Linked DNA regions of Homo sapiens: region 1 is linked to region 2. Evidence: read pairs that join two places in POLR2A ChIA-PET (ENCODE). Cell type or tissue: MCF 10A. All regions are shown on one strand. Each heading gives the region's core, and the rest is flanking DNA. Links, peaks and the distances in the headings are about the cores only.

Region 1 (5,379 bases), core at 115-5,114, 82 kb after region 2:
CCTTAAAGTTATGGACTGGGGCAAAGACAAAACACAAAAACGAAATTTCTGCCGGGCGCGGTGGCTCACGCCTGTAATCCAGCACTTTGGGAGGCCGAGGTGGGCGGATCACAAGGTCAGGAGTTCCAGCCCAGCCTAGCCAATATGGTGAAACCCCGTCTCTACTAAAAATACAAAAATTAGCTGGGCGTGGTGGCGGGCTCCTGTAGTCGCAACTGCTCAGGAGGCTGAGGCAGAAGAATCGCTTGAACCCGGGAGGCAGAGGTTGCAGCGAGCTGAGATCATGCCACTGCACTCCAGCCTGGGCAACAGAGCGAGACTCCGTGAAAAAAAAAAAGAAAGAAAGAAATTTCAGAACCATAACAACAGCAGCAGCCTCCGCAAGTAAGAGCTATCACTAAGTGAGGTCTCCGCCTCTGCAGTGCCCCTCTGAGCCTCACCTCAGCCCCAGGAGGGGGGTGTTCTACCTGTCACAGAGGCAGAAGCTCCAGGCACTGCCAGTGGATGTCACTTTAAGTTGCTCAAGGTCACAGGCTGTATAACTGGAAGTGGCTGAGCTGGGCGTGGACTCCAACTGTGCCCTACTTCAAAGTCCTTCTGAAGTTAATGATATGTGATCAGTTTTCCACTATCCCACAAACACAATCTGCCAAACACACAGTGTGAAAATCGAGAAAACCGCCTGGAAAAGAAGCAGAACTTTTATTAGAGTACTGTTTCTGTAGCTGCTGGGCGAAGACAAAATGCAGGATCAAAGGAGGCTGTCTTTCTAAAATCTATAGAGACAAAAAATCCACCATGTTTGCTCACTGCTGGAGTGGGAATGGGGAGGGGAGAGCTGTGCTCTCTGGTTGAGCTTTTGAAATCAGGGTAATGAGATGAGCCATAATACCCTCAGATGGGTCTTTTGTTTGCCTTTGTTTTTCTTCCACTTTACTAAGCCAAACAAACATTCATTAAGTACCTTCTGTGTGCCGAACCTTATTTATGTTGTTAGGTTAAGTGTTTGTAGGAGTCCAAGATGACTAAGACATGGGACTTTGCTCTCCAGGAGCAGGTAGCCAGGTGTGTTTAAACTAATGCAAGAGAGGAGAGGATGCAGAGGTGTGATATGGAAAACTCCTTGCAGAAGGCTGTAACTTTTGAAGTTCTGAACTTTTGAAGGATGGCTAACACAGCATTTCAGCTGATGTATATAGAGAGTGTTTAATGAATTTTTTTTTTTTTTGAGACGGAGTTTTGCTCTTGTTGCCCAGGCTGGAGGGCAATGGCGCGATCTCGGCTCACTGCAACCTCCACCTCCCAGGTTCAAGCGATTCTCCTGCTTCAGCCTCCTGAGTAGCTGGGATTACAGGCATGCGCCACCACGCCAGGCTAATTTTGTATTTTTAGTAGAGACGGGGTTTCTCCATGTTGGTCAGGCTGGTCTGGAACTCCCGACCTCAGGTGATCCTCCCGCCTCAGCCTCCTGAAGTGTTGGGATTACAGGCGTGAGCCACCGTACCCGGCTAGTGAATCTTAGAGGTAAAGTATCATCCTTAAATGAAGTATTAAAAATATATTTTTCTTTTTATGAAAGATCCTTTCAAGAAACTCAAACAAAATAGTATATGTGAAAAATGCTTTGAAAATTATAAAGAGCTAAGCAAATAGGCCTCACGGTCAATATTAAAGCATTATATAACTATCATAATTCCTAACACACATTTCCTGAGTTTTTCCTAGGTAATTATTCTGTGAACCTGAAAACAGAGAGACATATGAGTCTTTCTGGCATATGTACAAGAGCCTGTGTTGACTGAATGAACAAAAGAAGAGGAGAGAGAGGAAGGGAGAGATGGAAAGAGGAAGGAAGGAAAGGAGTCCAGTTAGAGAGAAAATATATAAACAAAAAGAAAGGCAAAGTTAGGGGGCATGGTCCAAGTGTCTAATGAGCAACATAGTTATTATAAAAGTATTTTTATAAAACAAAGAGAGTAACTCTTCATTTAAAAACTTTGTTTTTGCCTATAATGTCCCTCTTTGAAATATTTGTCTTGTTTTTTTGTGTTTTTTCTTTATCTTTTTGAAAGTATGAACTTTTTTTCCTTTATCTTTCTGAATATTTTTATTTTTTTAAGACAAGGTCTTGTTCTTTCGCCCAGGTTGGAGTGCAGTGGTGCAATCTCGGCTCACTGCAGCCTCTGCCTCCCAGGTTCAACCATCTCATCTCAGCCTCCCATCTCAGCCTCCCGAGTAGCTGGGACTTACAGGCGTGTGCCTTCATGCCCAGCTGTTTTGTTTTTGTTTTTTTTTCTGTAGAGATGGGGTTTCGCCATGTTGCCCAGGCTGATCTTAAACTCCTGGGTTCAAGCAATCCGGCGGCCTCTGCCTCCCAAAGTGCTGGGATTACAGGCATGAGCCACGGCACCCAACCTTGTCTTGTATTTTTAAAAATAATATTTTTGGCAACACATGTAAAGCTAATGCCTTAGGACAGCTAGTTTTGGAGTCCTATTTTTAAAGAAAAATGTTTTTTTAAAGGTAGTAAAATAAAACCTTGAAATCTTGGTAATATTGTTCACATATTCATGTGGTCCGTCTTTGGATTAGAATCCAGAACTTGTTTTCTTTTTAACCACCGATGAAGGGCTCTCTATGCAAATATTTGGAATCCTTACTTGTTTAAACAAGTTTTAGGATGAACTTAAAAAAAAAGTATGTGCAGGTAGGTTCTTTGTAATATGACTCATTTATCTCTCAGAAGAGTTAAAAACTTTTAAGGATGAGTTATTTTTTTCAAGGGCACCTATTAATTTTGGTTTGGAAGTCAATATTCTTTTGATAAATTTGACCCAAATGAGTTGTTTTCTTTTTCTTTTTTTTTTTTTAAAAAAGCACATGACATCTGCCATCTTCTGTGCCACTGAAATGGGATTTAAAAATCGAACTTCATGGCTTGTTAATTTAATTCCTAACATGATTTGAAAATCTTTCAACCCCTAACACCCATATGTAGCAGTATTAAAAATTTCTTTGAGGGTAGGGATTTAAAAAAATGTGTATACGCTTGTAAGTACATCATTTTAAAATTATTTCTTTATCCATTATAGAATTTTGCATTTTCCCAAACTGCACTATATGAATTAAATTTAATTCAATTAGCATGAATAAATTTATTTACCATGAACTTAACATAGACATTTGTATTATTTTCAGTAAGGAAGAATGAGTTTGGTCATTTCCTAAAATTGAGTTACAGAATGAATGAGGTGAAGAAATCTTACATACCATTTAGCCCAACAGATGGAGATAGAAATTTCTGAGATTAAAAAAAAATCTAAAATTGTGTAGTCAATAACATATATATATATAATCTGACTTAGAAAGGTTTGAATTACAGCTTTTAAAAAAATGCATGTTTCCTGGCTGGGAGTGGTGCCTCCCATCTGTAATCCCAGCACTTTGGGAGGCCAAGGCGGGTGGATCCCTTGAGGTCAGGAGTTTGAGACCAGGCTGGCCAAAATTTGGTGAAACCCTGTCTCTACTAAAAATACAAAAATTAGCTTTGCGTGGTGGCAGTGTGCCTGTAATCCCAGCTACTTGGGAGGCTGAGGCAGAAGAATCACTTGAACCCAGGATGTGGAGGTTGCAATGAGCTGAGATTGTGCCACTGCACTCCAGCCTGGGCGACAGAGTGAGACTCCTTCTCAAAAAAAAAAAACAGGCATGTTTCCTGAAGCAAGCTCTCCTGGCTCTCGTGCTGAAGAATCCAGTGCTACACATACAGCTGGTGTATGTCTGACATCAGACTGACCCGATGGGTCGAAATCATTTCCGCTGAACTTCCTCCCTGATTAAGTACAGCGAGTTCTGTGTGGATTCTTCATTGGGCTAAGACAAGCAAACTGACCTGGCAAGGTGGATTCCCTATACCTTAGTTGGCCTGAGTCTCCCTCTATCTTGTTTTGATGGACCGAGCCATTCACAAGGTATATACCTAGTTCCTTTTCTCGCCTCGGTCTGTTTCCAAAGGGAATTCTTGGCCACACCTAAGACTGAAGTTGGATTCTTACAGATGAAAGATAGAAGTAGACCTTGTTTTAAGGATCAGACGCGGTCTTGAAAAGTTGTGTATATGATGAAATTTCGTTAATCAGATCACACTTCCCAATAGACAAATAATGATATCAAAGATTCTTTATTTCATTGTTCCAACACTTAAGCTTTTTATTTTTTCAACCCTTCAAAGGATTAGATTTCTGTGCATTCCCCATTCCTATACAGTTGTTAATTTATTTACTAAGATGCTGTGCAAAACATGTAAGTTTTTTAGTGGATATCAGGAACATATGAGACAGGGCGCGGTGGCTCACGCCTGTAATCCTAACACTTTGGGAGGCCGAGGTGGGCAGATCATTTGAGGTCAGGAGTTTGAGACCAGCCTGACCAACATGGTGAAACCCCATCTCTATTAAAAATACAAAAAAAAAAAAATAGCTGGGCGTGGTGGTGCATGCCTGTAGTCCCAGCTACTCCAGAGGCTGAGGCAGGAGAATCACTTGAACCCAGGAAGTGGAGGTTGCAGTGAGCCGAGATCATGCCACTGCACTCCAGCCTGGGTGACAGAGCAAGACTCCATCTCGGAAAAAAAAAAAAAAAAAGAACATATGGAAATGGAAATCCTTTAGAAAAGCACGAAGAATTTATTTGGTATTATTAGCAGCATATAAAGTTACCTGTTGTTTTTTTTTTTTTTTAAGTTCAAATATGGGTAGGCAAGGGAAGGCAGGCAAGGTGTCTTCTCTTTATAGGATGTCAACTGATCTCTAGAGAAATAGGAATGTCTTCTAAAACTAGGGGGAGGGAATTAAAAAACAGAGCAAACCCACCAATGTTTTAAGCCAATGTTTGGTTGCCTTACCTCCTTTATCCTGGATGTAATTCGTTTCTAACTGTGGTATAACTAATCAGTCTAGTTCTTGGGTAAAAAGAAGTTGGCAAGTTTTATATTTTGTGGTCAAATGAATTTGATCTCATAAATTCACTTTTAAAAATGTGTATGTACACTTCGGTGCGTTCATTCACAATTGTGTTTGTCCTCCCTGTCTCTGTTTTTTAATACATTTTAATTCTAGAATAGTTTTAGATTTGCAGAAAAGTTACAAAATAGTACAAAGTTTGTGTATACCCTCACCCAGTTTCCCATGCCTCCATCATTTTATTTTTTTTTAACAGCGGGGTTTTATGCTGTGTTGCCCAGGCTAGTCTTGAACTCCTGAGCTCAAGCAATCCTTTTGCCTTGGCCTCCCAAAGTGCGGGGATTACAGGCGTGCCCCACCCTCATCTTATAGCTCAGTTTGTGATTGTTTTTACAGTGGCACACATTATTAAATCATT
Region 2 (5,379 bases), core at 249-5,248:
TGCGCATCTGTAGTCCCAGCTACTTTGAGACGATTGCTTGGGACTGGGAGGCTGAGGCTGCAGTGAGCCATGTTCATTCCACTGCACTCCAGTCTGGGCAACAGAGTGAGACCCTGCCTCAAAAAAAAAAAAAAAGATAAAATACATAAATTAATAAAAGGGGTAGGGATGGAATTTGCTTTCCACTAGACTACCAGAAAATAAAAAGTCTGACTATTCTAAGTGTTGGTAAAGATGTGGAGAGATAGGAGATAGCTACTCTCCCTACTGCTGGTGGAAGTGTGAGTTGGTAGATGTTGGAAGAGCAAATTAATTGGACCTTAAAAGGTCCAGAATTTTCAGGAACACTGAGAACTCCAGGGAGGATGGCATCTAGTTAAGTTAAAGATATACCTACTTTGTGTCCCAACAATTCCACTCCTAGGTAAGAAGCCTGGGGACATGGGCACAGGGAGACATTTACAAGTATGTTTGTGAACACCTTATTTGAAAGAGTGAAAAATTTAAGCAATAACTAACTTATCCATTAGAGCATGGCTATTAATTATGTGGAGTGCAATCAGAGATAATACTGTCTCCGTAGTTTGTATAGGCTTTTAAACAAGTATGACTTTCTTACCTCTATACAGTGCTGTGATGTGCTAACATTAGCATGGTTTGCAAATTAGACTCCAAAGAATAAGAAATTTAAATGCCCTTGAATGGGAGAATGAACAAGTAAATCATTTTTCTTCATACAATGCATTACTATTCAGCAAATAAAAATGAATGAACTTGGCGGGGCACGGTGGCTCACACCTGTAACCCCAGCACTTTGGGGAGCCGAGGCAGGTGGATCACTTGAGGTCAGGAGTTCGAGATCAGCCTGGCAAACATGGTGAAACCCCATCTCTACTAAAAATACAAAAATTAGCCAGGCATGGTAGCGGGTGCCTGTAATCTCAGCTACTTGGGAGGCTGGGGCAGGAGAATCGCTTGAACCCGGGAGGCAGAGGTTGCAGTGAGCAGAGATTGCGCCACTGCACTCCAGCCTGGGTGACAGAGCGAGACTCCCTCTCAAAAAAAAAAAAAAAAAATGAACTAGAGTTACATGTATCAACATGGATACATCTCACTAACATAACATTGAGTGAAAAAAATCAAGTTTGCAAGTGGATGCATACAGTGTGATACTGTTTCTGCAAAGTCATGCAAAACAATAACACATTTTTATTATATAACGAAGCGATAGCATAAAATATGCATGGGAATGATAAATAGCAAAGTCAAGATGATAGTTAGCTCTGCAAAGAGGAAGAGAAAGAGGATTGGGAGGGACACCCAGAGAATATTAACAATACCCATACAGGTTTGTTTCTTTTAAACAAAATCAATGTTTGATAAAGCTGGCACAGACATATTTGCAATATTAGCTGCACTTTTCAGTACAGGTGAAATATTTCCCAATACTAAAGAACGAAGTGAAGTTTTATGTAGTGGGGCTGTAGGAGTTTGTGCAGAGAATGAAAATGTGCGGTACAGATGAAACCAGAGCCCCCTCAGCCACCGCCTGTTCCACCCACTTTGGGATGGAACATGATGGATGAGTTCACAGCCCTGTCTCCGTGGTCCTCACCATGCAGACTCATCTCAGGAGGTGCTGGTGGGCAGTAAGATGCTGCTGGATGCAAACGTTGTCCTTATCCTAGGGGCTGCACAGTTGGTATCTGTGCCAGAGGGGCGCAACCGAGGCTCATCCTTTGGTAATGGTCTCCTGTTCTGGGCCTTGAGGTCTTCAGTCAGGGGAGGCTCCTGTTTTACCATCTACCCTCTTATTTAGAAAGTGTGCCTCCGAGCCTCAACTGCCTTTTAGTTTATCGGGTGACAGGCTGGAAGACTTAAAAAAATGAGAGTGCTTTGATGACTCTGGCATTCCTTGGGCATTGAGAAGCTGGTTATCAGTGTTGCCATGACGACTGCGGGGCCCATAAATAAAACGGTGGAGGCGAAAGGTCATGTTGGACACTAACAATAGTGTAAAGCCTCTTAGATGCCTGGACTATGTACTTGAGACACATTGGATGGTTGTTTTGAAAGGTAATTTTTCTTTTTGCTCCCAAATGACCTCCTATTAATTTTGTTCTTTTTTCAGTCTATTGCATTGGAATGTTGCTTAGCAAACAATTATACCTGGTACTACTCTTCAAGGAGCATGTCTATTAATTGTGTGGAGTGCAATCAGAGATAATACTGTCTCCCAAGCTAGTACAGGCTTTTAAACAAACATGATTTTCTTACCTCTACACAGTGCTGTGATATGCTAACATTAGCGTGGTTTGCAAGACTCAAAAGAGTCAGAAGGATTAAACTTGGAATAATTTAAGGTGCAGAATAATCTCCCAGAAAGCTGAAAGTGAGGGAAGGAACTGTGAGGTTCCAGATGTCGTTTATTAAGAGGAGTATGGTCTACAGGTGGTTTCCTAGGTCCAGCTCCTTGCCACTCAAAGTATGGTCCGTGGACTAGCAGCAGTCTCAGAGAGATTCTTCAACATCCGGAACCTCAGGCCCCACCCAGACCTATTGGATGAAGTGCTGCAGCTTAATAAGATCCCAGGTGACTTTTATGCACATTGAAGTCTGGGAAACAGAGTCTTACAACGTGAGTCAATGGCCTTCCAAAAGGGTGCTGGCACTGTAAGAAATAAAACCTGAGAGATCAGATACTCCTGGGAGAGTTAGGGAGGAAAAGCTTTGCTAAAAGCTGCTGGAAGTAGTGGGTGTCTATTTGTGGATCATATTTTGTACTGAATTGTTATGTTTCCCCTACTTACTGAAAACATGAGCTGAATTCCAGAAAGTAACAGGAAGAAGGATGAGGATGGAAGAGTTAAAAAATAACACAGAAGTCCTGAGTTCTTGCAGGAGCATCCCCTTGCAAGATACTCATCATGACCTTGGGCCCCATTGCGCCACAGTTTTCTCCACTTTGACAAGCCCAGATCACTTCCTAGGGCCTGCAGGATTCCTACATTAGTGCTTCTCAAGGGCTCCGAAAGCCTGGGATGAACGTCATGGCGCATGCGTGAAGCTTATCAGGGTCGCGCTATGAGTTCCAGGCTGGCTCCTAATTCCGCAGCCTCCTCGCAGCTGGGGAGCAGTGTGCCCACTTTTATCTCAGCTCCTGGCTTCTACAGAGGACGAGATGGGGAGGGCGTAGGGCGAGGAAGGAGGAGATAAAGCGGTTTGGTGCATGGATGAGTCAGAGCCCGGGCACTCCCACCCATGGCTGAAAAGAGCATGAGTTTCCCACGTCCCTGTTCTGCTGTGAGAGGGGACCGCGTATCCACGTCCCCCAGCTGCACTGTGGGAGGGTTAATTGCAGAAAGACATTATTAAACAGCAGATTGGCTGTCACACGTGTCAACACGTAGCGATGGAGGTGAGTAAATGACTATGACTCAAAGTAATTTTTAGAAACAAGCACAAAATAAAATGTCTGTGAATGGGACTATTACAGAATCTCCTTGAGGAAGTGGTTGCAAATGTGCAGCTCCCAGAGCAAAACCTATCACAGGCTCACTATAACCTCAAACTCCTGTGCTCAAGTGATCTTCCCACCTCAGCCTCCAGAGTAGCTGGGACCACAGGTGCATGCCACCATGCCCAGCTAATTTTTTCTTTTTTCTTTTTTTTTTTTTTTTTTTGAGACGAAATCTCACTCTTGTCCCCCAGGCTGGAGTGCAGTGGTGCGATCTCGGCTCACTGCAACCTCTGCCTCCCGGGTTCAAGCGATTCCCCTGCCTCAGCCTCCCGAGTAGCTGGGATTACAGGTGGGTACTACCACACCTGGCTAATTGTATTTTAAGTAGAGACGGGGTTTCACCATGTTGGCCAGGCTGGTCTCGAACTCCTGACCTCAGGTAATCAGCCCGCCTCGGCCTCCCAAAGTGCTAGGGTTACAGGCGTGAGCCACCGCGCCAAGCTAATTTTTTAAATATTTTGTAGAGACAAGGTCTTGCTGTGTTGCCCAGGCTGGTCTGTAACTCCTGGGCTCAAGTAATCCTCCTGCCTTCTCCTCCCAAAGTGCTGGGATTACAGGCATGAGCCACCACTCCTGGTATCCTGCCTCTTTTTGATTTTTTTTTTTTTTTTTTTGCATTCTAAAAATAGCATCTTTTCTAAGATTATAGAATTAGTATTCTACATCACAAATATTTAAAATATGAAAAGTTATGAAGAAAATCAAATCACTCCTAATCCCTCCACCAAGAGGTAATCACTGTTAACACTCGTAGTTTATTTCCCTTTAGTATTCTTAGTCGAATCACTTTTTTCTCCAAAAACTATATAGCAAATAAACCAAAAGCAGTTTTCCCATTTGTAATCCATATCCATCTGGCATAAGGCCATGTAAGCTTGGTTTGGAGCTTGTCCCAATAGCCCTGCCAGCCCGAGTTTCCCATCCCTGCCTTGTGGTCTATTTCTCCATCCACCCTGACCCAAATGCCACTCTCACAGAACTCTAGATTTGAGTTTGCCTTCATTTCTGTTTGACCCCTCAGATCTTGGGAATGTAAATTGTAAAGGCAAAACTTCATGAGACTTTTTTTTTCTCTGAACCCGATATATCAAAAAACAAGTGAGACTTTGTTAAAATCTACATTCCTTACTGTTTCTGATGCTTTGGAAATTAATCCAGGTTTACTCTGCCTTTTTTTTGAGATGGAGTTTCACTCTTGTTGCCCAGGCTGGAGTGCAATGGCATGATCTTGGCTCACCGTGACCTCCACCTCCTGGGTTCAAGTGGTTCTCCTGCCTCAGCCTCCTGAGTAGCTGGGATTACAGGCATGCACCACCATGCCCAGCTAATTTTGTATTTTTAGCAGAGACAGGGTTTCTCCATGCGGATCAGACTGGTCTTGAACTCCCGACCTCAGGTGATCCGCCTGCCTCGGCTTCCCAAAGTTGCTGGGATTACAGGTGTGAGCCACCGCGCCTGGCCTACTCTGCCTTTTTCAATGCAGGTATTTCAAAGGATATGAGAAACTCAAGGGAAGGCATCTATATTTGTAACTCCAGTACATGGCCCATAGTAAGTTCTCAATAATTCATGTTCACTGGTCACTTAAATAACACAGAACTATTGCTTCCTGTCTGGGTGAATATAATCAATGGTTAAGATTAATAAGGGCAACAGTAATGAATGCGCTCGGTGGTTCAGGATCCTTTACTAGCCAGAATCACTGGTCTTTAACCCCTACACATTTCTGTTCCCCTAGTTGGGTCTCACCTTTTTAACTGCTAGCATTCTCCTCCTGCAGCCATGGACTCAATCTGTCTTTCCAGCGACCCACCCCTGGCTGGCTTGGATGCTGCTCTACCATCAAGGATGGCATTTGC

The links. Peaks named below come from ENCODE experiments on the same cell type or tissue, not always from the same donor. Only the 100,000 strongest peaks of a DNase experiment are listed, where the experiment ranks them.
Region 1: POLR2A ChIA-PET joins it to region 2 with 10 read pairs; 10 of 35 experiments call an interaction of 5 or more read pairs at or near these places.

Annotation. Positions count from the first base shown.
Region 1 is chr6:7,547,939-7,553,317 of GRCh38, forward strand. The region is part of intron 1 of DSP (desmoplakin); the gene reads left to right. Among named protein-coding and RNA genes, the nearest start is that of DSP-AS1, 7.5 kb to the left of the region's middle. In MCF 10A, for the core only: no CTCF peak of the experiment used is centred there; a DNase peak (open chromatin) is centred at 2,623.
Region 2 is chr6:7,465,494-7,470,872 of GRCh38, forward strand. No RefSeq gene overlaps it. Among named protein-coding and RNA genes, the nearest start is that of DSP, 73 kb to the right of the region's middle. In MCF 10A, for the core only: no CTCF peak of the experiment used is centred there; DNase peaks (open chromatin) are centred at 3,148 and 4,408.